2 separate regions of the Homo sapiens genome follow, and region 2 is linked to region 1. A link is a loop called in an ENCODE intact Hi-C map of the cell type or tissue named here. Cell type or tissue: A673. All regions are shown on one strand. Each heading gives the region's core, and the rest is flanking DNA. Links, peaks and the distances in the headings are about the cores only.

Evidence for each region. Hi-C counts contacts between places; a loop is a spot of excess contacts. Peaks named below come from ENCODE experiments on the same cell type or tissue, not always from the same donor. Only the 100,000 strongest peaks of a DNase experiment are listed, where the experiment ranks them.
Region 2: a loop joins it to region 1, with 6 times the contacts of the local background. A loop is called at or near these places in 19 of 110 quality-filtered maps.

The regions. Positions count from the first base shown.
Region 1 is chr3:87,290,038-87,305,862 of GRCh38, forward strand. No RefSeq gene overlaps it. Among named protein-coding and RNA genes, the nearest start is that of POU1F1, 21 kb to the left of the region's middle. In A673, for the core only: a CTCF peak has its summit at 8,259 (motif pointing right); a DNase peak (open chromatin) is centred at 8,274; H3K27ac peaks cover 1,545 bases.
Region 2 is chr3:87,497,846-87,513,670 of GRCh38, forward strand. No RefSeq gene overlaps it. Among named protein-coding and RNA genes, the nearest start is that of POU1F1, 230 kb to the left of the region's middle. In A673, for the core only: a CTCF peak has its summit at 6,257 (motif pointing left); DNase peaks (open chromatin) are centred at 6,246 and 7,586; H3K27ac peaks cover 1,113 bases.

The sequences.
Region 1 (15,825 bases), core at 3,519-11,518:
AAATATAATGGATCAGTTAAAAAAGAAAAATCTGGGCCTGGCACAGTGGCTCATCCCTGTAATCCCAGCAGTTTGGGAGGCTGAAGTGGGTGGATCACTTCAGGTCAGGAGTTAGAGACCAGCCTGGCCAACATGGTGAAACCCTGTCTCGACTAAAAATACAAAAATTAGCCAGGTGTGGTGGCACACATCTGCAGTCCCAGCTACTTCGGAGGCTTGGGCAGGAGAATGGCTTGAACTTGGGAGGCTGAGGTTGCAGTGAGCTGAGATCATGCCACCACACCCTAGTCTGGGCGACAGAGCAAAGCTCTGTCTCAAAAAAAAAAAATAAAATAAAATAAATATAAAAAAGGAAAATCTAAGCAATAAACAAAGTCAACAACTATTAAATCTGGTGCTAAATATGTCAGTGTCTGAGTTTTTTATACATTAGGAATACAATACAATTGAAAATAAATTAAGATATAAAATACAGTTAATAACAAATTAAAGTATGTTCATGTCCTACTATGTGTCAGGTTGTTTTAGGCCCTGGAGATATAACAAGGAAGGAAACCCTGACAAAGCATACACATAGTCATTAAACAATATAAACAATATTCTGTTATACTAATACTCAAAGAAATAAAAATTATAATAACAATAAGATATGATTGATCATATATTAAGATTGAAAGAATAAAAAAGATAACAAATTGAAAATGTTATTCTCATAACTCTGTGTAGAAATGTAATCTGTATTGCATTTCTTATAAGTACCACATGCTAATTGATTGCACCACTGGAGCTACAAATTGGTATTACGTATCTATACATCTATTTGGCATCATCATCAATATGATGATGAATCTCAAAGTGTTAATGTAGAGTTCTTGCCCATAGAAATGTGTCATAAATATTTAGAGATGCCAACACATATTTCTGTATAAGTGTTTTCATAAAATTATTATTTTCTTAATAAGAAATGAAAAAGTCAGATGATAGGGGAATGTTGAAATAAATAATAGTATTTACATATAAGGAATACAATGCAGCAGTGGAAAAAATGTTTTAAAATAATATTTAATGGAATAGGCAATAAATCTCATTATAGAAATATAAACAAAGCAAGATAAAGAGCTTTCATAGAGATTTTCGACAAGTACTCTGAACCATGTTAATAGTTTAAAATTTTGTAAATAAACACTAGAATTCTTAGAAACTGTATTTTTTCTTTTCTAAAATGATGATAAAACAGATATGAAAATTCAACAATTATATCAATCAATCAACATAAAATAAAAATTTCAGTTTTCTGGTGAATCAGGATGTTATTCTAGAAACTGATATTCTCCACACCTTCTTCACCTGGAATGCAAAACACACAAAACAAAATGAAACAACAAACAAAAGAAAACAACTCTAAGGAATTGACATTTTGGGATGACTTAATGGGTTGTTTCTTATTTGTTTATCTGTTTTTTGTCATCTGGCTCTATTGTCTTTACCAAGTGCATTCAGTCTTAGTTGATCAAACAATCCACTTCATGTCACAATATTGAGCATAAGGTAAATTACCTTATTTATCAGGTAATTCATCAATTTATCAATTTTGATTTTTTTATGGAAAACTTTTAAAAGGGCTTTCTGATTTAAGGAGAAGTTTATGAATCGTTTAAGTAAGAATGTAAGATTAGAAGGGGAATAGTTAGAATAGAGGAAAAGCATCGAGGGGAACCATAAATATCCAGATATGGTGTGATGATGGCCTCAACTGGGAGATGGAGGGCTGACAGTGGGAAACAGGAAAGGCAAATAATGGAACATATATACTAGATCACACTATCCATATATTTAAGTTAAAACCCATATATAAAAAGAGATACAAACTAATGGCAATTGGAGAAGGCTTAGAATAAACAGTGTTTTATATGTCCTAGGAATTCCAGAATTTCATTCTCAAAGTTGAAATATGCTAAAACATTCATACAACATGCCTATATTTATTTACCAAACATTTTTGCAAGTGTATTCCAGAGGTATTTCAATTATACCTTTCAATAGATAAAATATCAGTTCTACAAAACTATTTTTTCCACAGAGAGATAATTTTGAAGAAATGAAAATAACTAAGTTTTTCAATAATTATTTACTAAACATACACAACATACTGGGTACTGTGATTCTTGGTTGGGAGAGAAGCAGAGATGCATAAGATGTTGTCCCTGCTTGAGTTTAGGATATTTTTTAACCAACAAGAAATACTATTTCCTTCATTGTTGCTGGAAAAGTTTATTTCATTGTTTTGGAGAAATTGAACTGGTCTAAAGAGACCTGGAATAAGAGTTCTCCCTCAGTGCTCACATAGCCAGTCTAATTACTCTTTCACAGCCAGATTCTCACATCTTCAATAGAATCACTTAACACTGAGTTGAAAGACACCTTAGAGATCATGTAGTCCAACTTGCTAATCAGTTAATAAAATAAGAAGGCTTTACTGAGATCCAACCATGTAAGACACTATAAGACACTAGGGCTATATATACAGGCCCTACTAAGAAGAAGCTCATGATTTTGAGAGAGTCCTAACCTCAAAACTAAACAATGCAACAAGGCAAGACTATAATATAATTACATACATCACACCTAAGGATTACTGAGAAAAGAGTAATTCATTTGCATTTACAAGTGTGGTCATGGGAGGGGGGAGCAAACTGTGGAAGATTTAATAACATAGTAGGTAGGTGACATTTTAGCTAGATATTGAGATATTAATATACCAATAGAAGAAACAAAGAGAGCAGAGGAGTGTAAGGATGAAGACACAAGAAACAGCATGGTCGTCTGCAGAACTGAGTTGTTTTCATTTGACTAGACTGAAGGAAAGAAGACTATCTTGATTGACATCTATATTCTATGACCAGATGGTATAGTTACCCAAAGAAATATTGAGGTTAAATTAAAGAAGAAAATAAAGACATTGGTCAGGAAAAATCAAGAGCTATTCAATACAAAACTAAATTACTCAGTAATGAAGGGAAATCAGTAATTGGAGGCTAAAACTCAGACAGTTTTCTTAAAAAAGAAGTTTGAAGTAAACAGAGTGAGTGATAAATTCTGTGGGGTGGGATATTTCAAAGAAACAAACATTACAGAGACTGCTGTAGATGGGAGCCTATGAGTCTTTTGGCCGCCCCTATTCCACATTTTCTTTTGACCTCTCTACTGTATTACAAGGACCCAGCCTCATCCTGGGCCTTTTAGAAGCATCTGTGGTCTGAGAGTTGCTTCCTGGCTGCATCCAGGAAGGGTAACAGTGCATTTGACATTGGGAGTGGGCATATACAAGCCAAAGGAAGTTGTCTGAATAGCAATCTCTAAATAACACAGAAATCTTTGGTGAAGAGCTCCGAGTGTGGACTGAACCTTCTTCAGCACTTATGCTCATCCTTTCTGAAGTCCTTGAGTTCTGCTTAAGAGTTGCCTGCAAGTCTTCTCTTCTCCAAGTAGCCACACCACTATTCTCTAAGTGGAATAAGATAATAAGTAAACTCTTGATAATAGAAGCTTAAGCTGAAGTGTCACTGTGAAACAAGAATTTGAAGTAAAAATATCAGTCCACCAATGTGCTCATGATATCCTACAACTTTACCCTGTAAATACAGTGCTTAAAATGAAGCATCTTCCAAAGCTTGTATTTAATCCCTTTTCATAAGCTAAGACCATCTTAGTATAGGCTATATAGCCCATCTACACATTTGCTTGAAATATTATTTGCAACTTCCTCTTAAATTGCAAATATTGCTATAGCATTGTCATATGTCAAATGTAACCCAGGAAGTATACAATTTGTGGATACAGAAGATGTCAGAGAGAAAGTATATTTATAGAATGGATAGTTACGGCACAAGAGAAAATCTATTAACATTGTCACATTAATACAATTTGTATTGTATCAAGATTTGTTTAAAGTATTAATAAGAAAATTGTTTAAATACTCCATTTCATAGTAAAAATGTTTTATACCATTCTTAATGTGCATATTTACCTAGGGTAACTGGCAGTTTTAAACGACAAAAACCTTGATCAGAAAACACTTAAGTCATTTCAGAATTAAGGGTTGTTTACCACAACGTCATAAGCTGTTATAAGTTTGGTGAAGTCTAATTTTAACTATAATGTCAATAGCAAGTACTGTGAGTAGGTGTTAAAACTTTATATACTAAGTATGTATACTAAAACTTCATATACTAAAAGCAGGTTAGGTAGGAAAATGAACTGTGTTAGTCTGTTTGCATTTCTATAAAGGAATAGCTTTGTCAGATGTATAGATCGTGAAGATTTTCTCCCAGTTTGTGGGTTGGCTCTTTACTCTGCTGACTGTTCCTGCATATCTGACAAGGGACTAATATCCAAAATCTACAATGAACTCAAACAAATCAGTAAGAAAAAAACAAACAATCCCATCAAAGAGTGGGCTAAGGACACGAATAGACAATTCTCAAAAGAAGATATACAAATGGCCACCAAACATATGAAAAAATGCTCAACATCACTAATGATCAGGGAAATGTGAAATGAAACACAATGTGATACCACCTTACTCCTGCAAAAATGGCCATAATAAAAAAATCAAAAACCAGTAGACATTGGCATGGATGTGGCGATCAGGGAACATTTCTACACTGCTGGTGGGAATGTAAACTAGCACAGCCACTGTGGAAAATAGTGTGGAGATTCCTTAAAGAACTAAAAGTAGAACTACCATTTGATCCAGCAATCCCACTACTGGGTATCTACCCCAGAGGAAAAGAAGTCATTATTCGAAAAAGATACTTGCACACACATGTTTATAGCAGACAATTCACAATTTCAAAATCGTGAAACCAATCTAAATGCCCATCAATCAACGAGTGGATAAAGAGACTGTGATATATATATATATATATATATATATATATATAAAATCCCATATCATATCATATATATCTTATATCATATCATATATATACACATCATATATATATAATGGAATACTACTCAGCCATAAAAAGGAATGTATTAACAGCATTTGCAATGACCTGGATGAGATTGAAGACTATTATTCTAGGTAAATTAACTCAGGAATGGAAAATCAAATATTGTATGTTCTCACTGATATGTGGCAGCTAAGCTATGAGGACACAAAGGCATAAGAATGTGACAAATGGACACTGGGGACTTGGGAGGAAGAGTGGGAGGGGGACAAGCGATAAAAGACACATATATGGTGCAGTGTATACTGCTCGGGTGATGGGTGCGCCAGGATCTCACAAATCACCACTAAAGAACTTACTCATGTAACCAAATACCACCTGTAACCCAATAACTTATGGAAAAATAAAAATTTAAAAAAGGCATACCTGAGACTGGGTAATTCATAAAGAAAAGAGGTTTATTTGGCTCACGGTTCTGCAGGCTGCACAGGAAGTGTGATACTGGCATCCATTTCTGGTAAGGGCCTCAGGAAGCTCACAATCATGGTGGAAGGCGAAGGGGGAGCAGGCATATCACATGGCAACAGAGAGCAAGAGAGAGAAGGGAATAGGTGCCAGGCTCTTTAAAACAACTCAGTGCATGAACTCATTCCCACAGGGAGGACACCAAGCCATTCATGAGGGACCACCCCCATGACCCAAACACTTACCACCAGGCCTACCCCCAACATTGGGAAACATTTCAACATAAAATGTGGAGGGGATAGATATCTGGACTATATCATGGGCTTACACTTAAATCTCTTTATTTCCTAGAACAGGTTCTTCATTACTTGAGAACTACCTACTGTATTTCCCATGGCTCCAATTTATGAAATTTGAATGTCATGGCATTTACTGGGCATTCACATTTACCATTACCATAGCCATGGTTGCATTTATGCAAGTAACAGTCATGTCTTTGTCTTTGAATTAGTTTATGACTAATGTTCATTTAATCAGAATGGACATTAATAAAACACTAGCAGAAAATGTGTCATTATCTTTGTAGCAGCAATAATCTATAGTATAAGCAGGCACTTTCTACTAAATTAGTATCCATTTTTACTAAATCTCATTCTACTAGCTTTCAGTAATTCATGCATCTTCAAAAGTTACCCAATGCAGTACTCAAGAGTGGTTTATTTATTAAGAGGTTCTACATTGTAGGGTGTCAAAGGATGGGCTAGGCAGTCCCCAAGTCTAAATTAAAAATTTTAAGCATGATGGTTTGAGTTGCAGTTTTTCTATTCAGACTGAAACTATATCTTAAAACAGTTATTTAGAGACAGGAAAAGCACTTTTAGCAAACATATACAGAGATAAATTGTTTCAGGAAATAAAAATAGGCTTTCTCAATGTTATGTCAACTCAAATTCTCAAGAAATTATCATCGAATAGAATTAGACAGTTTTCCTGTTGCTCATTCAAGCAGATGGTCGGCATTGACCATCATTTAATGATAAAGCAACACAGAACAACAATATGAATTTTCTCCTCAAAAGAATATTAATACTTTGATCAGTATAAAGTATTCGCTATATAGGTTAAGTAATGAGTGTCTAGATATGTCTCCACAGAGGTACGTGCTACTATGGTTTTGGTGATAAGTTATGGTTTTTCTATAGTTTAGTAGAATATATAAGCATTATGAGACATCACTTTTTTTGCTATAGAAATTACATTAAATTTGTTTTACGTTAGGAAAGCCTACAAGAGTGTTGGATATTGTTCATTTGTTTGTTTTTTGGTCTGGATGGCAAGTAGAAACTTCAATCAGAGTTGTCTTGGCAACTTCATTATTAAATTCCTGTAGGGTCTGCTCTGATTAGGGAGCAAAAAAGCAATAAACAGATTGTGAACCTCCAGGTTCCCAAAGACTTTGCATCTTTCCCATAATTTGGCACTAATATACTAGGTAGATAAAATGCTCATATTCTTATTACTCCTTTCATTTTAAAGAAGGTTTTGAAAACAACCAACCACACGAAACCTCAACCAATAATTCTTTAAGTTACTGGTAAAACTGATCATTTTTCCCCAAAAAAGGTCTTCAAGAGAATAAAACCTACAGTAAATTTTTTTATTGAGTATATTTATGCTTTGTACCCAGACTATTTTTTAAAAAATTTTTAAGTCACTTACAAAAAAAGTATTGAAAGCCAGAGAATTACAAATGAAGCAAGAAAAGAAATATCCAAGTTATGTAGCAGAAAGGATGCAGAGAGGGGTACTGTGACCTTTGGTTCATGGCAGGCACATGGATGACTACATTAAGGGAGACAGCAAATATTCCAAGTACTAAATGTTTTCATGGCAGCACTGTGCAACTAGAGCACAGCATAAAGACATGAGCGTTTCTAGAATCCCCTCCGAAAAACGCTCAGAAACGTGACTTTATAAACTTTGCCTGTTACAAAATTTCACCTTCAGGGTGCATCTGCTTTGCCATTTCTCCCCTACTTTATTTTTCTGCCCCAGGAAAAGAACAGTAAACTGTTATCCAAAATATGTTTGGAAGGATGAGTTAAACAAAATTAAGAGCCAATTGCTGAGAGTTAATCCAGAGTGGTAAAACTTTTATTTCATTTATTCAATAAAAACAAACAAAGTTTCTAAGCAGGGATCTGTCATTCCTGGCCTCTCCCCATACAAACACTCTAGAGTTAAATTATAAGCCTTTTGTAAGCTGGCACCAATACTTCCATTCTAATTATTTTTATTTTAAATGCAGGTTTACATTTCTGTTAATTGTTTAGGTGATTTCCATGAATAAAAGAAATTAGAGAACTTGAGAGGGGAAGAGAGAGGCCTGTATTGCAGGCTACTCTGACTGTAGCATGCAGTGATCATTCACCCACAGACTCAGGAAATACAATGGAAAATTGATTAAAGGCATGTTTATTATTGATGAGTGTGCATCGCACAAATTGCGTTCAAATAGTCTTAAAAATTCTTAAAATGCTTTTATATAAAAAATTTAGAACAATTTCAAACAAAAAGTTGAATTAAAAGCAATTCTTGTACCTAAAGTCAACTCCTCATTAGAAACTTTTGCTATTACAAACGTTTTCCAGGTCTTGGATGGACACTTTTACTGCATTTTTAAATGAATTTTTAAAAAGTAAAATTCAAATTAGCTAAAGTAACTTTACGTACTTTGCATACAGTACATTACTTAACTTTCTAGATTCTCACGGTCCACTTTCATACTATGCCCACTATGTTTGCTTTTTCCTCCATTATACTGGCAATTTCTTTAATTACACCAGCAGGTGGCACTATGATACACTGAACCAGGGAAAACAAAATGAATTGTTAACATTTCGCTGGGACTATTGATTGCTGTCAGGAAAATCAACTTCTAAAGTCAAGTCATATTTTAATATTTTTCTTTATTAAAACCTGCAAATAAAAAGTTAAAGCTTGACTTCTGGGTACTTTTATGAATTATACAGAGATGATGAAAGGTATATATCTGTTTCTTCAGAAAATTTGGAGCTATGCAAAAGAGGAGCACCCAGAATACACATTGAGTGTGTTTCCAGGGCAAATCTGCCTAAGATAAAGGCAGATATTTATGAAAAGCTTTAAAGTGGCATTTGCTTAGAAGGTTCCAAATGTACTTATTTATTAATAAAAAAAATTATACTCCATAATGAAACTGTTTAAAATCAACTCTGAATCATCAGTAAATGATAATTATTTGTTTCAATTTTCAAGAAAAATGTAACAACTATTTATTTTATTGTTTTATCTAATCTTACCACTGAAACCATCAATACATGAACGATTATAATATTTTTAAAACAAAGTTATGCTGTACTGCAAAGTATTTTCAAAATTTGCAGTACCAAAGATCACATTATATATGTTTGCTAGCATAAGTTTTGCTGAATATCAGAAAGTGTTTAAGGAAAATCTACTCTACTGAGGGAATATTGCTTTATTTACTTTATAAACTTGTATCTCTACGTACAATTGAAATAAGATATATGTTTTTAGTTTAATATATTCTCACCAACACCCTAGAACAACACACTAGGAAAACTCTTTAGGCAGCCAAATCTAGGCCACCACTCATTTTGTAAATAAAGTTTTACTGGAACGTAGCTATGTATGTTCATTTGTGTATTGTCTATGAATGTTTCACACCAACAGCTGAGTTGAACAACTGTGTTATAGATGGGCTGGCCCACACAATCCAAAATACTTATCTGCCCTTTACAAAACGGTTTGCCAACCTAATTCTTTTTTTTTTTTTTTTTTGAAACGGAGTCTCGCTCTGTCGCCCAGGCTGGAGTGCAGTGGCGCGATCTCAGCTCACTGCCAGCTCCGCCTCCTGGGTTCACGCCATTCTCCTCCTGCCTCAGCCTCCTGAGTAGCTGGGACTACAGGCGCCCGCCACCACGCCCGGCTAATTGCTTTTGTATTTTTAGTTAGAGACGGGGTTTCACCGTGTTAGCCAGGATGGTTTGGATCTCCTGACCTCGTGATCCGCCCGCCTCAGCCTCCCAAAGTGCTGGGATCACAGGCGTGAGCCACCGCACCCGGCTTGCCAACCTAATTCTAAAATACAAGTTTGATTTATTTTTTTTCCTTTCAAATTACGTAAAGAAATTGCATGAATAAAAAGTACAATAATAATCTAATATATGCTTGTGATTGCTCTCTACCAATTGTTATACAAATAATTAAATGAAACATCAAAATTGATTAATTAATACTGAATTCTTTAGACTTCAAATAATTTTGGATGGATATCCCATGAGACACAGGGGATACAAATAGTTATAACACTCTGTTACTCATATGCAGGAGCTTATAGTGTTTTTGCAGAGGTAATATACTTAAAAAAGAGAACTGCTAATACAAACCAAGTTAAGCTAAGTTCCAAAGATTAGATATAGTGAATAAATGCTGTAAGAATTCAGGAAAAGGATAGATGATTGTTTAAGGTAACTAAATTTGGAGGCTATGTAATCAATAATAATTTTAAAGATGGAGAGTTTGCTTAATCCTAAGAAGTAGGATTCACAAGTTTGGTTAGCAAGGGTAAGAAAGAACATTCTAGACCAAAAGAATAGGTTGACTCATTTTGATGTAGGTACATGTATTCCAAACATTTATAACATTTTATAATTTATTTTATTATTAATATGTTACTATGTTCTTGAGTTTTTGATGGTTTTGTCATTTAACTTAAAATGGAAATATGTATCTAATTTGTAAAGGATAATTCCTACCAGAAACATATTGTATAGAGAAGTAATCGCTAAATGATGACTATAAAAAACTACAGTTTATGTGGTGCCTAAATTCGTTTCCTCCCAGTCTCCAAAAAAGAGTGATTTTTAAATTCAGTTAAGTATAATCAAAACAATATTAGTAGAGCTTACTATACAATTGATCCTGGTTTTTAAGTACCTAGGCATACAAATATTTTATCTGAGTATGTCAAGAGAGACAGTTCAAGGGAATAGAGTTTGTTAATACAGAAGACAGAATAATACTATATATTTTATCTTCAACTTAATCTGTGTGCTTTCATTTCAAGGGCCACAAGTGTTAAGATAATTCAAGAGGTTAGTAAAAATGTATAATGAATTATTATCGGATTGAAACAGGTATTCAATGTTTTTAAACAGAGTTTTGCTTCATATTCAGAGGAAAAGGAACAAGTTAAAAAGCATATTAAATGTTGTTTCAGTATGACTGTTCTGTCTTCAGTGGAAATGCTGGGCAGTTTTGATTGCTTATTCTTTGCTTATTTTAAAATACATTGTCTAGAATTTTCTTAGATAAATTTGAAATTAAGAAAAGAAAATAAATCTTCTTAGGATTTACTTCTGCTACAATTTAGAGTGTGAATATAGAGAAAGACCTAAACAATATGACTTTGGAGTACAGGAATTATAGCATTAAATAGGATATTGGTAGAGCAGGAAATTCTAATTAACTACAGTAACATGTCAGTTATTTGGCACTGTTCGATAGAAATAATAGGATGTGAATTTCTATTAAACACATCCTATTACCGTTATTAATGTATAACATTACATGTTATACATTACAAATAACATGCCAAATAACACTGTAATAGTATGTGTTCAATAGAAATTTTTGTCTGTGAAACTAGAGACAATCCTTTTCAGTGTTAAAACATTTTAAAAAACATAAATAACTAAGATTCTTGAAGATTATATAATATTTATTAGTTGATGCAAGATCATCATCAATATCAGTCATCCTCATCTTATTAGGCATCAGTAGCCACATTTGCCACTCTAATTAGAAGGGCAAACAGATTTGGACAAAACTAATTGTGGCCTATGGGAATATTGTTTCCCATTCTTTAATTCCTTCCTCTGCCATACGACCTTGAAGTGCACTAGAGTCCGTGAAATGCATTGCTCTGCTCCATCCATGTTGGGCTTAGTCAAATGATTTTTTTAGGCATATGCAATATGGATAGGTCTTAAGAAACACTGTGTATTTCTACTTGCTTTCTTATGCTCATGTTAAATGTCAAAAGAAGAGTATGCCCTGGATAGCTGCTGGTCCCAGAATGAGACCTGTGGAGCTCCCTGGAGCCCCACCGATACCCTGGAGCCCCACCCAGCTGACCCACAGCCTGAAGCAGAACTGCCCCATATAGATTTTTGAACAAGAAGAATAAATGTTGCTGCTTTTCTGAGCCATTGAATTTAAGTAATAGCTCTGTACTATACAAGATATTCTGCATAAACCAAAGACTTTATTTTTGGTGACTTCAGCTTATATTAATCTATAAGTCATGAATAAAGCATAAGGCTTGTTTTTGAAAATTGATGGTGGAAACCTCACTTAGTTTTTTATACATGCATAACGCAAGTTAAGCTGTAAATTGTAGAAATTTCTGAATCTTTTCTAGATGCGCGATCAGTTTTACCTGTATCTGAAATAGATGGTTCATGGAAGCACCTATAGCCACAAATGAATTTTCGTACTTATTTGATAAGGTTTAGAATTTCTTTAACAGGGTAGGGAGATGTGTTTGATTTTACAATTACATTAAATGAATAAACTAATGGGAGAGAGTAATTTTTTGGTAGATTGTCTCCAAAAATGGGAACCAGCAATTCCTCCCATTCCTATTCTATGTATGCTTCTCCTTTATCAAAAGATGGGGTCTGTGACTCCTCTCTTTTAATCTGTGCTGGCCCTGTGACTTGCTTTGACCCTATATCAGTTTTGGGTGTAGAGCTTAAGAGATCTGACAGTTTCCACTTTTGCTGTTTTGAAAGCCAAGCACCAAGTAAGAAGTTGAATCTTGTTGGAGAGAGAGGACCAGCCAGTCTCTGGCTGTTCCATTCACCCTAGCTGAGGTATCAGCCATGTAACTGAGGCCAACTTGATGGTGCAGCTATAGTCCAACTTCCAGCTAAATATGTTTGCCTAAATTTCCTCAAGTAATGCTCTCTGGAACTGAGGGGTCCAGCTGACCCTAGACAATCTGAAAAACATCATGAAATCTAATAAACCCTTTTTATGCCACTAATTTTTGCAAACCAACCGACATTATGGAATTAAATTATAATTTCATAACTTTTTTTGGAATATTAATTAAACTAAATTAGAATTGGAAAGAGAAGAAAAGTATAACTAAGGCAGGGAACAAACCAAGAATTCTGATCCTGATATGTCTAAAGTTGAAATTTCCTTTCTTCTTAGTTTGTTTTGGTATTTTGTTGAAATTTCCTATGAAGAGAGACTGACTTGGCTCTTGTCAGCATTTGAATTTCTTAGCCCTATTTCATGAATTTCAGATATTTCTAACCCTTGTGTTTTGATAGAGTATATTTAGTGTTTTGTATTTAAATTGCTAAGTGATATGAAAACTACATAGAAAAAGGATCCTAACTTTCTTTTACTTGGCCAGCATCCCGCTTGAAATACTGTGGAGAAAATTTTGAGTTGAATAGGAGAAACACTAGACTCAAAGTGCCTCGGTTTTCCAAAGCTGTCATCTTCCTGTAGGTTTCTTATGCAGAATAACCTGTTCCATATTCAGGAGGTAAGTATCAATGGTTTTTTACGTGGATATCAATATAGGATTTGACATGCCTGTTACCTTATTCTCAATAAGATTATGAAAATGTATGCATTAACTGTTTTTGTTTTCTTGGCTTTAAGGACTACAACTGTAAGTCAACCATATATAAAAGCACATTAGAAAGTGTAAAAGAAACAATACTTTAAAAAGAATAGATCAGATATTTATAGTGGACTTGCTTCTAACTTACTAAGAACCAAATCAAATAACATATTTTCTCACAACAATTCAGTGTCTTGGGAATTTGCAAGTGTTTAAACAAGTTCTAAGTTTGTTGCTCATCCAATTCTCAGAGAAGTTTAAATTTGAAATATAAAAAGACTTTTGCATTCTTCTTGTTGCAAGCATCCAGATTCGAAACCATCTACATTTTCCCTGTAAAAACAGAAATTGGTGAGAAAAAATATTTTAGATTTAGGTGGACATTTTAACAATGCATGAAAAGATTTGGTAGGGGTCTAAAAAAATGGCGATGACCCAGCAGTTATTTAAAACTTAAAAGATTTGTAACCAACCCAAATGCCCATCAATGATAGACTGGATAAAGAAAATGTGGCACATATACACCATGGAATACTATGCTGCCATAAAAAAGAATGAGTTCATGTCCTTTGCAGGGACATGGATGTAGGGAAGCCATCATTCTCAGCAAACTAACTCAAGAATAGAAAACCAAACACCACATGTTCTCACTCATAAATGGGAGTTGAACAATGAGAACACATGGACACAGGGAGGGGAACATCACACACCTTTGCCTAATGGGGGATGGGGGGCAAGGGGAGGGACAGCATTGGGAGAGCATTAGGACAAATACCTAATGCATGCGGGGCTTAAAACGTAGATGACAGGTTGATAGGGGCAGCAAATCGCCATGGCACAGGTATACCTATGTAACACACCTGAACATTCAGCACATGTATCCCAGAACTTAAAGTAAAATAATAAAAAAAAGTTAAAAAGGATCTTTCCTGCATTAAGAATACCCAGCCACTATTCACTCCACCATGGTAGTATTGGAAAAGGCGGACAGCTAATGCACTTGACACTCTTAACAAAGAGTGATTTAATCATATTTTATACTAAGAGCAATGGATGCTAACAAGGCCTTTAGAAAAAGACATAAACTTATGTATGTTTTAGAAAGATCATTCTGAATACAGTGTAGAAAATGGGTCAGAGACAAGCACACTTGGAAGGAGGGCTTCGGCACTGGTCCAGTACTTCAACTCTGGTGGCAGAGATGGAACCTCTCAGGCAACTTCTGCCTGGGATCCCCTTTCCTGTATTTCCAAATTGCTCAGCTCTTCATTTCTTATGTGTCTCAGCTCAAAAGTTGCCTTATCAGAAAGGCTTTCCCCAAGCACCCTATAAAATAGTTCAACTACCACTCTCTACCCCCACTTCATATTATACCCCTCTGCTTTATTTTTTTCATAGTATTTCTTTTCCTCTGACATTTGTTTATTTTCTGTGTTTCTTCATTAGAATGTAAGCTGCTTGAGGAGAGAAACTTTGGGTCACTGGCATCAATGGCTCCCAAAAGATTTCAAACAACTTGCTACTCCAAGTATGATCTATGGACCAGCAGTATTGCTATCACCTGGGAACTTATTAAAAATGCAGCATTTCATACCCCATTCTAGAACTACAGAATTAGTAGCTAATTCATTTTGACAAGATCCAAAGTAATTCATGTATGCATTAAAGCCTGTGGAGCACTAGCCCAGCACACTTAATTTTTTTAAATTTTTTTAAATTATACTGTAAGTTCTGGGTTACATGTGCAGAACGTACAGGTTTGTAACATAAGTATACACGTACCATGGTGGTTTGCTGCACCTATCAACCCGTGACCTACATTAGGTATTTCTCCTAATGTTATCCCTCCCCTAGCCCCCCAGCCTCCACAGGCCATGGTGTGTGATGTTCCCCTCCCTGTGTCCATGTGTTCTCATTGTTCAACTCCCACTTATGAGTGAGAACATGTGGTGTTTGGTTTTCTATTCTTGAGTTAGTTTGCTGAGAATGATGGTTTCCAGCCATCCATGTCCCTGCAAAGGACATGAACTCATCCTTTTTTATGGCTGCATAGTATTCCATGGTGTATATGTGCCATGTTTTCTTAATCCAGTCTATCACTGATGGACATTTGCGTTGGTTTCAAGTCTTTGCTATTATGAATAGTTAGCCCAGCACACTTTAGATCCTCAATAAATTCTAGATGACAGCATAATATTAGAATAGGTAGAAGGTGACCATTGGATGAACATATAGACAGAGCTACAGGAAAAAGTCAAGGATGATAACTGAGTTTTGGGGCTTATAGCTTACGCAATTAGGAAGGTGGTGAAGCAACTCAACGAGATAGGAAACCCAAGTTTATATCTTGGGTTTAGATGAAAATTTAATTTTTTCAAAGGTGAAAATTTAGTTTTGGATATTTTGGATGTGCGTATCCTGTGAACAGTCAGTAGCTAATTAAATATGGAAACCTGAAATTCAAAGGGAGATCAAGATTAGGCATATAAATCTTCTATAAATATAAATGGAACCATTCAGAGACTTACACTTTAATAGATCTCCCAATTATACCGTGACCAGATGCAGACAAACTGGAGCATTCACAAAAACATTTCTGTTTCAATGTTGAACTAATGGAAAGTGGCTTTAGCTATTTCTCATTTACTTAATTTTGCCCCAGTCAGACGTGCCTCATGATTTAGAAGGAGTACA
Region 2 (15,825 bases), core at 2,741-10,740, 210 kb after region 1:
CTGACGCAGAGAGAAAGCAGGAGTGCACATGCGCACACACACATGCTATATGAGGACATAGCAATAAGACAGCCATCTGCAAGCTAAGGAGAGTGGCCTCAGAAGAAACCAAATCTGAAGACACCTTGTGTTGGATTTTAGCCTCTGGACTGTGAGAAAATCAATTTCTGCAGTTGAAGCCACCAAGTCTGAGGTATTATGTTTTGGCAGCCCTAGAAGACAAATACAGTGATATACTGGAATAATAAAAAATGATGCCTATTTGCCTTTGGTTAGCCTTTGAAAGCCATCACACATATATACACTTTCTTTTAAAAACATTTACTACTTTCAATTTCAGCTGGTTATTAACATGAGGATCCCTCATACTTAATCCTCGCTTTATCTGTTCTTCTGTTGCTCCATTTTTACCTCCTTAACAGGACTCCAAATGTTAATCATCTAAATCTAGTGTCTCTTCGACCACACGAGCTCTCCCATAAAAAAATCTTCTAGCTTAAGAATAGTTCATGAATATCTATATATAAGGAAGATGAGTCAATGGGGCATATATGAAAATAGGCATATGACCAATGTAATTGTAGAATATGCCATAGTGCTGAATCGTAGAAGGTAAAATGTGAGTTTATTTTAATTCCACATAATGTATTTGCTAGAAGAATATTTACTTTTGTTTTTGTTACAGAGTTCAGGTTTCCTTATTTACTAAATGTCACTTAAGAACTCTAAAGAGTGACCTACAGCTAAATCTTACCTGGAAATAAATGAGCAACATGGTATTCATCTCTCATTCATCTGCTAGTTTGGATTTGATGTGGCATCCATAAAAAGCACATCATGTTAACATATAGCTAATAGGACAGCCATGAGTTGTACAAGTTAATTGAGGCTTGGTTTCAAATAGTGTGTCTGCTCATTTAATATTCTTCTAAGCTTCCAGCAGTTTTAATTTGTGAAAGCAATCACTTTACCTAGAAGTCATATGCTGTCTTATTTTTATTACAAATTGCTGTTTAATGATGAGTGTGTTCTTTCCCCATAAAAGATTGTGAGTCATTTACTAAAGGACTGAGGCTAGGTTTCCCATTTCTGTTGTATCTTCTGTAGTAGTTTGGTATTCTGCAAAGAGTGCATATTGGAAAAATATGGAAAACAGAAGTCATAGGTAAAAAGTGTCACAGATAGCATTTTATATAAATGAGAAAACCAAAAGAGTAAGCAATATTTAAAAGAAGGTTGAACATGGATCTATGATGAGAACAAGTCATAAGCAAGGGTTGTAATCAATTTAATTATGTGCCCTTGAGGTATAAAGGGGAAAAATGTTAGGAAAGTATTTCAAGCTTGCTCATAAACCAATGAAATCTAAGCCCTTTATGATTCTAATATTGTAAAACATCAAAGAAAATGATTTAAGCAGTTTAGTTTGTTAGCACAGCAAGATGAATAAAGTTATATTAAATATTGATTTTGTCATATCATTTCCCACTCTGATATTACAGAAAAAAGAAAATTTTAACAGTAATTTTTAAGGGTAGATGTGCAAAATTGAAAACAAAGAATACTTGGAGCATTCACAGCTGATAAGAGATATTTTTTATACTGCTTCATCTTACTCTATTTTCTTTCATTTAACTGGGGATGATTTGCTGAAATTCAGCAATTTTGCTTTTTATAGTAAAGAAACTGACAGATGTATTTGGCTGCAGAAATATCTCTGAACTAGTTCCAAAAGATATATAAGAAAAAAGAAAGTTTCTCATATATGTATGTGTTGTGAGTGTGTAATTATTATTTTTACAGAGGTTTCAGAAAACACATTTCTTAGCATATCTAAGTTAGGATTTCAAATCAGAATTTTAAGAGATGACCTTCATAATTTATGCATCTTCTTTCTTAACAATATAGAGATCTATGCCATTCAAATACATAACATTGACATTCTTATTGAGGAAAAAAGAAAGTGAGCACAAATTGTGAGTAAAATATATCCCATTAAATTATGTTTTGGCAAATGCTTGTTACCACCGTCATCATCAATAAATGTTTTTCAAGGATCCTCCATGAGTCAAGCTAAAAATGAGTTTTTGGGTTTATGAGGTCATCAGATGTAGAATCCTTAAAATAAGATATGCATTTTTTATTTGCAGACAACAGAATAATTTACTGTACCTAGTTTGAGCTCAAATAGATTTATTAAAGGATGTTTGAAACTTCACAGTATTATAGGAACACTGAAGGGTGAGATCCCAGAAATAGTCCTCAAACAACATTGCAGAGCTGGCCTGATAAGGAAACTGCTGCTGCTGCTGTGGCCACTGAGCACAGAGGTACCCAGCTTCCACCTCCACCCACACCAGGAGCAAGAAGCAAGATCTCACTGATCACCCATAAAACTCACCTCCAATTCAAACTCTTGCATGGGTATGTTTATTGAGTGGGACTTAAGTTACATGTGCATACACTGGCAATAAAAATTTTTATTTTATTTTATCTTCGGAAAGATAATTAACAACATGAGAATGTGGGGAACTGTTACAATAAGGGTGAAAATAATTTAAAATGTTTTGGGTAGCCACAAATGGCAAGTGCCTATTTCTATGTAACAACCCAAACTTTATTAGCATTGCCAGATTTTAGTTTTGAAATACATTCACTATTTATAATATATAAACATCTTCCTACAATTATATGATGATCATCAATGCTGGTTCTTATAAAGCGTAACACATTCGAGGTGCCAGGGAACTGCAGTAACGTGATCTCCTCTAGGGAAAGTCATAAAATACTTTTTCTATTGTTAATTCGTAAGTAGTGTTATCTTGAAGTTTAGCTATAGTATATATTACACTGTCTTTCTCCCATCAACTAGTGCTAATGGTGCTTAAAAATAGCCTAAACTAAATATTCATAATAGAAAAAGTAACCAAGTATTTTTTAAAGTAACCACTTGTATAATTTTAAGTCCAATAAGAAAATGTCTATGTAAATATTGCCAGTGTTAGCTTTTCTTGTGAAGGATATAAAGTATTCATAATCTTGTCTTGATGTGTTCTAAACTGCCTTCACTGCTCCTCTTCTCCTCTATACTCGCAGTAACATTTGTTTTAAGTGAGTCAGCTGAGATGAAAATATTAGCTTATTTCACCAGTGACCTAATTTTGAACAATACTGGAAAACAAGACATGCTGGGTAATGAAAAAGACTGCTTCCAATTGTTCTCTCTCTGAACCATTCTGGATGGCATTCTCTTAGCAGAATTGTTGGAAAATTATAGGAAAGTTTAAAAGATAACCACAAAAGAAAACCTGGCAGAGGAATAGCATGCAGGAAGTAGTCAGTAGTTGCTTCTCCCTTCAACTTTTCTCTTTAGTCCCTTCTCAGTCTGATTCAGAAAATGGTGATTGCCTGTCTTTCTACCTGCTGGGAGTTTGCTGAGCCTTGTGGTGAGTAACCTCAGTTTGCTGCCCTCCAGTCATTTACAGACAGTGTAGTAAACATTTATTTCCAAAACAGGTGGTATGAGCCGTGAGAAGACATGCATACGTACAGAAGTTCACATATGAAAGAAGGAAGTAATTAGCGTTTTTTCCTTCAAAGAATAGGTGGTGCCTCAGCAATGTCTTGACAGGTAAGTAGGAACTCAATAATCCAGGAACATATGATACATCAGTAAAATCAATTTTCCCAGTGAATTGTCCCTTATCGGTCGCAAAACCTAGGAGACTTTGTAAAACCAGATAGCCTGCGAACTACTGGTGTATATATTAATCATTTTACATAGATTTGAGTGATTCTGGCTCCTTTAAAATCATATCATATAGACTGATCTCTTCATTCAGCAGCTGAAGCATAATACTCTTAAATTACTTCAATGAGAAAAAAATAGCCCTGATTTTCCTGTTTAATATAAAAGAGAGAGAGAAAGAAGTTGTATCGAAGCCATGACCACTCAGGGAAGAGTGGTTTCTTGCCACTCATAGTGTTAAGTACACAATAAATGCTTATTGAAAGTATACATCTCGGCCGGGCGTGGTGAATCATGCCTGTAATCCCAGCACTTTGGGAGGCCAAGGTGGGTGGATCACGAGGTCAGGAGATCGAGACCATCCTGGCTAACACGGTGAAACCCTGTCTCTACCTGGGCATGGTGCCTGTAGTTCCAGCTACTCAGGAGGCTCAGGCAGGAGAATCGCTTGAACCTGGGAGGTGGAGGTTGCAGTGAGCCAAGATCGTGCCACAGCATTCCAGCCTGGGTGACAGAGCAAGACTCCATATCAAAAAAAAAAAAAAAAAGAAAAGAAAGTATACATCTCTCTATGCACTCTTTGTAACAAGAGATCTATGTTTAACGGGATTAAACTCTAGGATGGAGAATAGGGATAGCTTGAAGGAGGCTTAGCTGTGCGGGGACAAGATAACAAATGTAAGATTATTTCAAGTGAAAATTAAAATGAATATGGCATAGAAATCCAAAGACAATAGGAACAAATACGTATGAAACTAATAGGTTATTTTTTTCATCAAGGGAATGGAAAATTAAGATTAGTTCTGATCACAGAATTGCAAAGTAGCATACAAAGGGAAAAGCTTAGTTGATAGGGCAATAAGCAAAGTAAGTTTTCAGTGGTTTTTTAAAAGATATTTATTTAAACTATAAGAGTATCTCTCCACTCTGAAATTTCCAGTATTCTGTGGTCATCCTTTCTGTTGTTATCTAAACTAAATATTCTAGGTTCTTATTAGGCATGATGTTACATAATCCAGCCACCTCATAAATATTTTTGAGGAGCTTCCTGTGTTTTTTGTCACTTGTCACGTGTAAGACTACCATACATGGTCAATAGATTTGTGTATTGTATACCACACAATTCCAAGGGCACAACTCACTGGAATTGGTATTCACTGTCCTCCCGGAGTTGTACAATGGACACTGTGCATAACTGTACATAGCAGTCCTGCAGCTCTCATCTCAAACCTCCTCTCTCAGCTTTTGTGTGATCCCCTCTCCTGTATTGCTACGCATCATCCCTGCATCTTCAAGCATGTCTGCCTCACCTCCCATCCAAATATGGACGTGCTACCTCCCTTTAGACATCTAAACCATTGGCTGCAGTCTAAAAATTTTTGCTCTGAACTTTGTGGTATCAAAAGATTATATATATACATATATATGTATATATATCACATTCTCTGTGTGTGTGTGTGTCTCTTACACATACATACACACACATAAAGCTTAAAATTCCGTATCAATAGCACATCCACTATTCCTAAAAAATTGTTCATTGTTTTTTTGCTTTTCAAATAGAGTCCAAACTTTCAGCCTTATAAACCAAAAAGAACAAATTAGCAAGCAAAACAATTATAATGACAAACATTTTCTATATATAAATGATGTATGATAGGCATTGTTCACAGAAAGGTACCTGGGAAACTACAAAGTAATTAATTTTGAGAGTTTGAGTTTTGTGTTATGAGTTCATCATGACTCCAAAAGGTGCTACTAATATTTATTTATTCATAATTCTAACTTTAAGCTGGGGTGTCAGACTTGGAAGCAAAGAGATTGAGTTTCTGGAAGAAATCCAGAAATTCTGGCTGTTCTCAGTTTACCTTGCGAGAAACTCAGACTAGCAGAGCAAGACAAGGGCATGTGCATAGGAGCAGTTTCAATTGTCTGAGTTGGCATGTTGATAAGTTTAGAATTCTGAATAAATATTATTAGAAAACCTTTGCTAGCTCTCTTCCTTGCAGTTGGACAGGACAAAGAAAAATCAAGGGCATAGTCATAGCTAAGTAGGAATACAAAGTTGTGAATGCATGGCTCGCACTTCCAACCTGTCTGCAACTATGCTCAACTTTTGAAGATTCCTGCCTAGTAGTCTATGATTCTAGCCTCCATATTCAATATGCAGTCCAGAATATAAATCATTAATTGAAGTTGTGTTATGGACTAAAGGAGAGTAATCCATTTACCAATGTATATAATATATAAAATACTTTGTGTATCTTCATGTGGTGATTCTAAAATATTTATTGCCTCCATCAGATTTACTTAAAAAATGCAGTTTGAAGGAATAAATGTTTACAGATGAAGGATGATTAAGCAGATAGACTAGTATCGTCATGTTTTGGTGATCTCAACTCTGGAATATCAACAAACCAACTCCTTGGTAATTGTTAGTTGCAAATGGGCCATCTTTGAAATCAGTCACTCTAACTATAAAGAGGTCTGCTTCCCCCTGCTGGAAGCATCCAATAGCTGCACTTAATCCAGCAATCTTTTTAATGACGTCACCATTGATAGGAACTGCTCGCTCACATTTATTAAGTGCTTACTCAATAAATGGGTTTGGTATAAAAAATGATAATAAAATGTCCCTTTTCTCTTGTGCATGACAAAATCTTTCTTATGACTCCCGGAGATGTGACTATAATTCTGTCTAGGCTTCTCCTTGACCACGCCATGTGTGCTAATACACAAGCCTAAGAAACAATACGGTTTGATGCTCTAAGACTTGAAAAGTGCTTTGTTGGCTTCTGGGCAATCGTCCCACATCTTTCCCTTCTTGCAAAACCCGCAATCACATGCAGAATCTCCAGGTTCTCAAAGAGGAGAAATCCTTATTTTCTTTTCTTTTTTTTTTTTATGTTTTTTTAAATTATTTTTTTTTATTATTATACTTTAAGTTTTAGGGTACATGTGCACAATGTGCAGGTTACTTACATATGTATACATGTGCCATGCTGGTGTGCTGCACCCACTAACTCGTCATCTAGCATTAGGTATATCTCCCAATGCTATCCCTCCCCCTTCCCCCACCCCACGACAGGCCCCAGAGTGTGATGTTCCCCTTCCTGTGTCCGTGTGTTCTCATTGTTCAATTCCCACCTGTGAGTGAGAATATGCGGTGTTTGGTTTTTTGTTCTTGCGATAGTTTACTGAGAATGATTTCCAATTTCATCCATGTCCCTACAAAGGACATGAACTCATCATTTTTTATGGCTGCATAGTATTCCATGGTGTATATGTGCCACATTTTCTTAATCCAGTCTATCATTGTTGGACATTTGGGTTGGTTCCAAAGTGCTGGGATTACAGGCATGAGCCCTTATTTTCTTTTTCTAAATGTCCTATCACTTTTCTTATCCATCATTCCTTTTGTATTTCTTTTCTGTCACAGAAATCTTCAGTGTCTGGCGGAGGCCTTTCTTCTTGAACCAATTACATGTTTGTTTACCATAACACATTTTATAAGAATAAAAATACCTGACTCCTTCCTTATATCTATGTGTGTATATTTTATGTATATATTAATTATTCCACATAACCGGAGTCAATGAAAGACAATTTTACAAAACAATTTTTTACAAAACCCTTAAATAAATTCATCAAATTTTACATATCTATGGTATGTCTTAATACTTTATGAACAAGTTTAGAATAATGTCATGATTTGAAACTGAAGTTAATAAACATAGTGACTGTGAATAGCTACTGAAGCTTCTGATTAAGTAACATATCATAATTATGGCTGGTCGCCATTTGGATGTTTTCCAATTGTCATCAGGAAATGAGGTGTATCCTCAGGAAGATAATTAAAAGAAAATTGTTATATAATTTTCTAGGACAGTAATAAAGACTCACAGATAATGAATATTGAAGACAAATTGGTGCTTTGCAATTAAGTTTGTTTTCCAAATCAAGTTTGTGTGTTACAGAAGGAGGTTCACTTTGGAGAGTGAAATTTCTAAGATGAAACATATCTCTGGTGATTCATGGCAGATAGGAAAAACAAGACCATTCTTAGTTTTGAGATTTCCAAAGAGTAATATCACATGGGGACAGTTTTATTAAAAATACAGCAGTTTTGGATTTTTCAGTCCTCAGATGAAGATTGGTGTTCTTTATAAAGTTCTGCTCCAACTTACAGAAAAGTTGTGAAGATAATGTTTTGTTTCATTTGACTATTCCTTGGTCAGAACTTACTATGTTTTATAGTAGTATTGTCTATTGGTGACCTTGAATTTGATTTCACAATTTTCACACTGCCACATATTAAATTTCGTAGTACAGATACCAGGATTCAAAACAAGTGAGGATCTAATACTGGGAGATCAGAACCCAAAGTCAAAAAATATCTCAAATTACTTTGACAGTCTCATGCAGGAGACTTCTGTTCTCTCTGTGAGATTCTTAGCTCTGTTATCATACATAACACTATTTTAATCAAGCCAAAGCCTGATAAAAATCAGCAAAGATCATTTGCACTGTATTTTGGCCTAATTTGGCAGTTAAAATTGGTCAATGGATGGTGACACAAACAATTCTTGGAGAGTCTAAGACTCGCTATGTTCTCTGATGGCAATTCTTTTTTAAATGTATATATTTTGTTAACATTTCATTATGGTTTTAGTTAGTTTGTTTTTTAGTCTGTATACTCAAGGACTATGATTTCCATATCAGAATTTTCTTTTCATTTTTGACAAGTCTTTTTAACTTTGCATAAACTAGATTAATGGTAATTGCAAATAGTTTAAAAACAGTAAATAGAAAATCAAGGGCTAAGATATGCAGTACACATAATTTTAAAAAATTGATTAGGCATCCCTATTATCTGAAAAATTACATAACTCTTTATTTGGCTTTTTAATGTAAAATTAGAAATTCTAAGAAAGTTTATATTTACCAAATTAAAATTTAGTTTTATTTTTTTAAACTCAACTTTATGTGAATACTCTGATTTAAATGACCATACCTCTTTATGAAAAGGAATGGCAGATCTAACATACTATATACATTGCTAATGTTTGGAGAGCACTTGTGTCTATAATGAAGTATCAATGTTAAAGGAAAATACTAAGAAGAAGACTAAAATGTAAAAAATACTATCTTATTTTCTTAGCTTAAGGTATTTTAATAGGCTGTTACTAATTATGGCTATAACTACATGTGTCAACGTTTTTGCTAAAGAATAACACATTATGGCTGAACAAAAATTGTTCAACATTATATGTGAAAATAGGTATTAATTGAACCATTTTGGCTAATATAACCATTTCTTGAAATTATTACTTATATTTGTGGCTTCTATTGTTCTACCCCTCACAATTAAATGGGGGTTTCAACATGGTGACTACAGTTAATAAGTTTTTCTTGAAAATTGCTAAGAGAGTACATTTTAGGTGTTTTCATCATGAAAAATAATAAGTATGTGAAGTAATTCACACATTAGCTCAATTGAGCCATTCCACAATGTATACATATTTGAAAACGTGTTGTACATGACAAATATATATCTTTTATGTAAATTAAAATAAAGAAATAAATATTTTGTTTTCTTAAATACCCAGAAAATTTGACTCCTAGTAAAATTTTACTGTTTCTTATCTATACCTCTAGGGTCCATCCAGTACCCAAATTATTTATCATGTATGTGCATAATGAGATACAACCAAGAATGTACATTGCCAGTTTATAATAGCCAAATTTGAGAAATGAATAAATTATGGTATATATATAAAATAGAATAAATGAAGCCTTTGAAATGTATGATCTGAATGTATCAAGTTGGAAACATAATATTGAAAGGAGAAAAGTGATATGCACAGTAAGATGCTATGTATATGAATTTTTTAATACAAAAATATAGACATAATGCATGCTATTGTACACAAATACACATATTTTGCAAGATATTAGGTCTTTCTGTAAAGAGATTGGCAATAATGATTGGATTAAGTGTGGCTTTTAACTATATTAGTAAAATTTTACTTCTCTTAATTTCTACCCCAAAAATGATCTAAAGAAACAAAATGACAAAATAGTAATGTACATTACATTTTAGTGATAAGAAAGTCTTAGTATCTAAACTCTTTGGATGTTTGCAATGTTTCATAATTTTCTAAAATAATAAGTTATACTGGATGTGCTCAAGAGATATAGATAGGAAAGATAGCCACATTTTACTGGAAATTAAATTTTTGGCCTTCCCAAGGAAGACTTTCAAAACAACCTTATATGAATGAATTGAGCTGATTGAAAAGTTACTGGCTGGGCACAGTGGCTCACATCTGGGAGGTGGATGCTGGTGGATTGCTTGAGCTCAGGAGTTTCAGACCAGCCTAGGCAACGTGGTGAAACCACATCTCTAACATTGCCACTTTTGAAAACAGTCTGGCAGTTTCTCTAAAAGCTAAAGCTAGAGTATGATCCAGTAATATCACTCCTAGATATATACCCAATAAAATTAAAAACATATGTACACACAATAATTGTATACAAATATGGAAACATTATTTAAATATCCAAAAAGTGGAAACAACCCAAATATCCATCAACTGATGAATAGATAAAAAGTTGTGGTATATACATATAATAGAATACTATTCAGCAATAAAAAAGATTGAACTTCTGACATATGATACATTGTAGATGAACCTCAGATCATGCCAAGTAAAATAAGCCAGATACAAGAGACCACATATTGTATGATTCCATCTATATAAAATGTCCATAAAAAGCATGCTAATCAAGACAGAGTGTAGATTAATGGTTGCCTTGGAATGGGCATGAGAAAAAGATTAAATGTTAATAGGCATGAGGGATATTATTTAAAGGATAAAATTGTTCTAAAATTTAGTTATGGTGATGTCTGACCCACTCATTAAAGTTAATAAAAATCATTGACTTGTATACATGAAATTACGGATGATTTTTATAATATGTAGACTATTCCTCAATAAAGCTGTTTTAAACAATAAAAATAAATTTAAAAAAAATACCAAAAAAGAAAAAGCCAGGTGTGATGGCATGTGCCTGTGGTTCCAGCTACTCAGGAGGCTGAGGTGGGAGGATTACTTGAGTCCAGGAGGTTGAGGCTGCAGTGAGCCATGATCATGTCACTACACTCTAGCCTGTATGACAGAGAGAGACCCTGTCTAAAAAACAAAAACAAAAACAAAAAAGAAGTTACTGAATGTCCTGTGACTTGAAATGTTGACTAGGTTAAAGCAATGTTTCCCCTAGTGTGCTCCTGCAAACACCAGTTTTATATGATTTTTAAAGTATTATCTGAAAAAGGATTGCATGGCCAAATAAATTGAAAAAACTTTGGGTAAGCAGATAATAATACATTGTATTGTTCAAGAGATCTCAGTTTTTGATGTGCTATATATTGTGCATTTTCAAGAAAAAAGCAGAGCATATAGAATGTGCAGAATTAATTGATCATGAGGCTTTGTTGTGTGTTTGTGATGTCTTTGGAAGTTTTCCCACCGAACATATGTTGAGGCTTATGAAACTTGAGGATTACTTGTCAGGGAATGAATAGAGAGAATTTCAACAAAGGATGTGTAAGAATTAAAGAAAAAGGAGAGAAACACGAAGGATGGCTTTTCAGTCAACAGGGACAGGTTTATTTTAAATAAACCTGAGACGGGCAGCTGGCACACCCTCTTACAGATTGTTTTTAAGGATTTAGGGTGGGAGAGTTTATCAGAGGCTTGGACTGCTTCTGTGTCTCTTTGTTGTGCTTATCTGGGAGGGAGAGTTGTGTGTCTGTTCCCATACGTCTTTCCGCAGTCGCAGGCATATCCCCCCGAGTCGGCTTTTAGCTTCCCTATCTTAGTGCACCTGAAGGGAAAGGAATGTGCTTATTAAGGCCCACTGTTTTACTGGGGCCCATTGTGTAAGGGTGAAATTTGGCAGTTACCTGAGAGACTGTCCCCTCACCCCTCTCTGCGCCCCGAGCTGTCTCGTCTGTGTTTTACTGTCTGCTCCTTCTGGCTGCTTGTCGTGAGAAGAGAAGGGATTACCTTGAAATGCAAAGGCTAGAAAGGGAGCGGGACTTAAAGTGGCGGTATTTGTCCAAGATGACAGGTGCTCCTGCTCTGTCAGGATGGATGGCTGAACTAGACAATGGACAAATCTGAGAACTTAATGCAGCATCTATTATGTGCAATGGACTTTATGAAATGTAGAAAAACAAAATAAGATACAGTTTATATACTTAAGGATATTAGTGTGATAGAACAAAAAATTATTCCTTCCAAACATGAGATTCTCAGACAATATTTTATTTTTATCTTTTTTTTCTTTTTTTTTTTTCTGCGACAGAGTCTCGCTCTGTCGCCCAGGCTGGAGTGCAGTGGCGTGATCTCGGCTCACTGCAAGCTCCGCCTCCCTGGTTCACGCCATTCTCCTGCCTCAGCTTCCCGAGTAGCTGGGACTACAGGTGCCCGCCACCAAGCCCAGCTAATATTTTGTATTTTTAGTAGAGACGGGGTTTCACCGTGTTAGCCAGGATGGTCTTGATATCCTGACCTCGTGACCCGCCCGCCTCGGCCTCCCAAAGTGCTGGGATTACAGGCATGGGCCACCGCGCCCGGCCTATCCTTATCTTAATAATATCCCACCTAATGAATATGTTGGGTTTGCGCTCCTGACAAGTGTGACAAGAGAGTAGTTAAAAGTAATTTCTTCTGGTATCTAAAAGGCAGTGAATCTCAAAGTGTAATTTAACTTTATGTTCCACTATTTTTCTCTTCTGTGGATTAATAGCCTTCATTAGAAAAGTGATTTCCCACTTCTATGTTGCAGTACCCAATGCCACTCACCACCTCCTGATACCTCCAATATAATATGTTTTGAGAATTTTTAGGTTAAGCAAAGGCTTCTAATATTATTAGGGGTTTTGCATAGTTTTTATTTATCCAACAACTTTACAAACTCTGTCTTGAATATGTTAAACATAGTTATTAAATTTTTAAAATGATTGCTTTATGACTATTATCTAGCAGATCAAAATATTGTTGAACTAATTTCTTAGCAGTCCAAATGATGTATTTACACATCCTCACAATCAACTTATTTGCCTGAGTGAAAACCACCTTTTAATATATTAATGTATGAAGTCACCATCTGTCAATTGTTAATTTATTCATTTAAAAATTATCTACTTTACTGGTAAAGTTATGGGGATTATTTGTGTCCACGTGTGGTATGTGTCTGTATGATATATTACAAAAAGAATTTTCTAATATCAGTTTGGTTAAGATACCAGGACAAAACCAATACTTATTAACAACTTCCATTATCCAAGTCCAGGAATTTGTAACTGATTCTGCCAATAATTTCCAACTACTTAAGAAAAAGTAAAGAACTCTCTAGAAATTTGAAAGCAATTAAAAATTAAACATTTCCTTACTGTATTCCCCTAAAATTAAAGTAAAGTGGAGGGATGTGGAGCTTTCAAGAGAATCTCTTAGAGAGCTTGAACTTTCTAGTCTCCAAGAATGTTGGAAATGTGGGAACTAATAAATTACTAACATTGAAAACAAAATAAAAGGAAGGATTGTCTGGAGTACCCTGCTTGGTGACAGGAAGGAAGAGTTTTTGTGCAAAAGACTCAACTTTAGGGGTTGATAGGGCAAAAGCATATGTATGTTTTTTATAAGTAGTATTTGCATCTTCTGGACAGATGTTGACTTAGGATCATTCTAAAGAAACGTTAACCATGAAAACTGCATGCAAGGGGTGTCCACAAAAAAGGGGTCAACCTAGAAGCAAGATTCAGAGGAAATTGTGCAAGCAGCTGCATTCCCAGAAAAGCTCATATCCTCATGATGGCCACTATAGGACATTTCAAAACAAACCCACAAGAGCACTTCCATGGGAGCTTTGATAAAAAACAACAGCCCAGAATGGAACAAGAGTAGATGATAACTGTGAAAACCTCATAGAATTTTGCCCTCTCCTTTTCTCCCTCCTCATACTTTCTGAGGCAGACCTGGTGGAAGCAGAAGCAGGCCTGTGAGGGGGAAAAAGGGGTCAGAAGAAGGTGGAGAACCTTCCAGGTTTGACCCTTTCTAGCCTGTATCCTACAGTAGCTGGGGGATCAGAAATTTGGAGGCAAATAAAAGTCTGAAGTTTATGTATTTTTATGAGGTGCATTTATCATTATCTGAAAATGAGACTGTTTATCTTTCAGAATAAGGAAAAAGACTAATTTGCTTGCAATACATGACAAAAATTAGATAACAGAGTCAGTTTAAGGGGACATTGTGAAAAACAATAAAATTACTTTTTTCTTGAAGCTTACCAAACTTCAATAAAATAAGTACATGTAAGATTAAAAGAAATGAAGATAGTAACTTGATTTGGCATCATTTAAATGACATCATTCAATCAAACTTAAATAGCATGAAATTTGACTTTCATAAATTTAAAAATAAATTATAGTATAAATAAATGATAGTGAATTTTCAGTTTCCTTAAATATTATTAAAACAATGTCTAGCACAGAGCAGATGCTCTTGAGAGAGAGAGAGAGAGAGAGACAGAATCTCACTGTGTCGCCCAGGCTGGAGTACATCAGTAAATATTTTGGAATAAATATTTTTAAATGGCTGAAACAATACATGTTTAATGGCAAAAAGTAAAGAATAAGAAGTTATTGCTCTGGCCAGATGTGATGGCTCACACTTGCAATCCCAGCACTTTGGGAGGCTGAGGTGGGGGGAGACCCTGAGCCCAGGAATTAAAGACCAGCCTGGACAACATAGTGAGACCCCACATCTACAAATAATACAAAATTAGTCAGTGTGGTGTTGTGCCCCTGTAATCCCAGCTACTCAGGAGGCTGAGGTGGGAGGATTGCTTGAGCCCAGGAGGTTGAGGCTGCAGTGAGCTGTGATCACGCCACTACTCTAGTCTGGGCAACAGAGCAAGGCCCTGTCTCAACAACAACAAAAAGTTATAGCTCAAAATCTTGCTAATAGTACCATTTTGTTTTTGTCCTTAGTCTTTCTATGAACACTAATTATTTCACATATATTATCATATTTTTAATCATATTACTTTTGGAGCTTTATTTTATAACAAGTTTGAAAATGTTATTTTTTAAATTGAGAACTGAAATCTCTAAGTTTCACACCAATGTATTTTAATTATTTCAAATTCCAATTATAATTCCTAATACTGGTTAAAACCAAATATATTGACAAAAGAGATTCTGAAAATGTTATTTTTTATTAAAATCTGAGATCTCTAAGTTTCACACCTATGTATTTCAATTTCCAGTTATAAATAATTCCTAGTACTGGTTAAAACCAAATATATTGACAAAAGAGAGTCTGGTAATAGTAAAGTAACAAATTATATTATAATATTTTAAATCAGTTAAATCAATTTGAGAATACAATTCAAAAATAATTTCCAGACCCAAAGCACACTAAAATTAAAAAATGCATGAATAAAATAAATAACAATATTATTACCCAGCCCTGCTCAGTTCTTCTAATAATGTTAAGTACCAAGTAATAAAGCTGTAATTTTTTTTAGAATCCAGTAACACTTACTGACTTAAAGCACAGATTTCTTAAGTATCTTTTCATTATTTTTTATTGGCATGATGAATTATAAAATAAATTTTATGCGATGGTAGTTATTACATCATCTGTGTTCCTTTCTTGAAAATAAAAATATCTGTTTCTAGTATAGGGAAATGGATTCATAGATGTATTGCTTTTCAAATTAGTAAATTTTCTGTAAGTTAAATTTATTGCTATGTCTTTGCTCTTTTAATTTCTTATTTTTAAATTGAAAATAGGAATAAAATACTTGCAAAATTTTTGTGGGATATTAAGTTTTATAGCCATTGACCTAAATAGAATATATTCTTTCCTGGCTTATGTTTCATAAACTGGAGATGTTAGATATCCTTCCAAAAATCATATAAGCCTCATAAAATGTATGATTTTTCTAATGCGATAGTTTACAATTTGAAGATTCTTAGACCATTGTTTAGATTTGGTAACAAT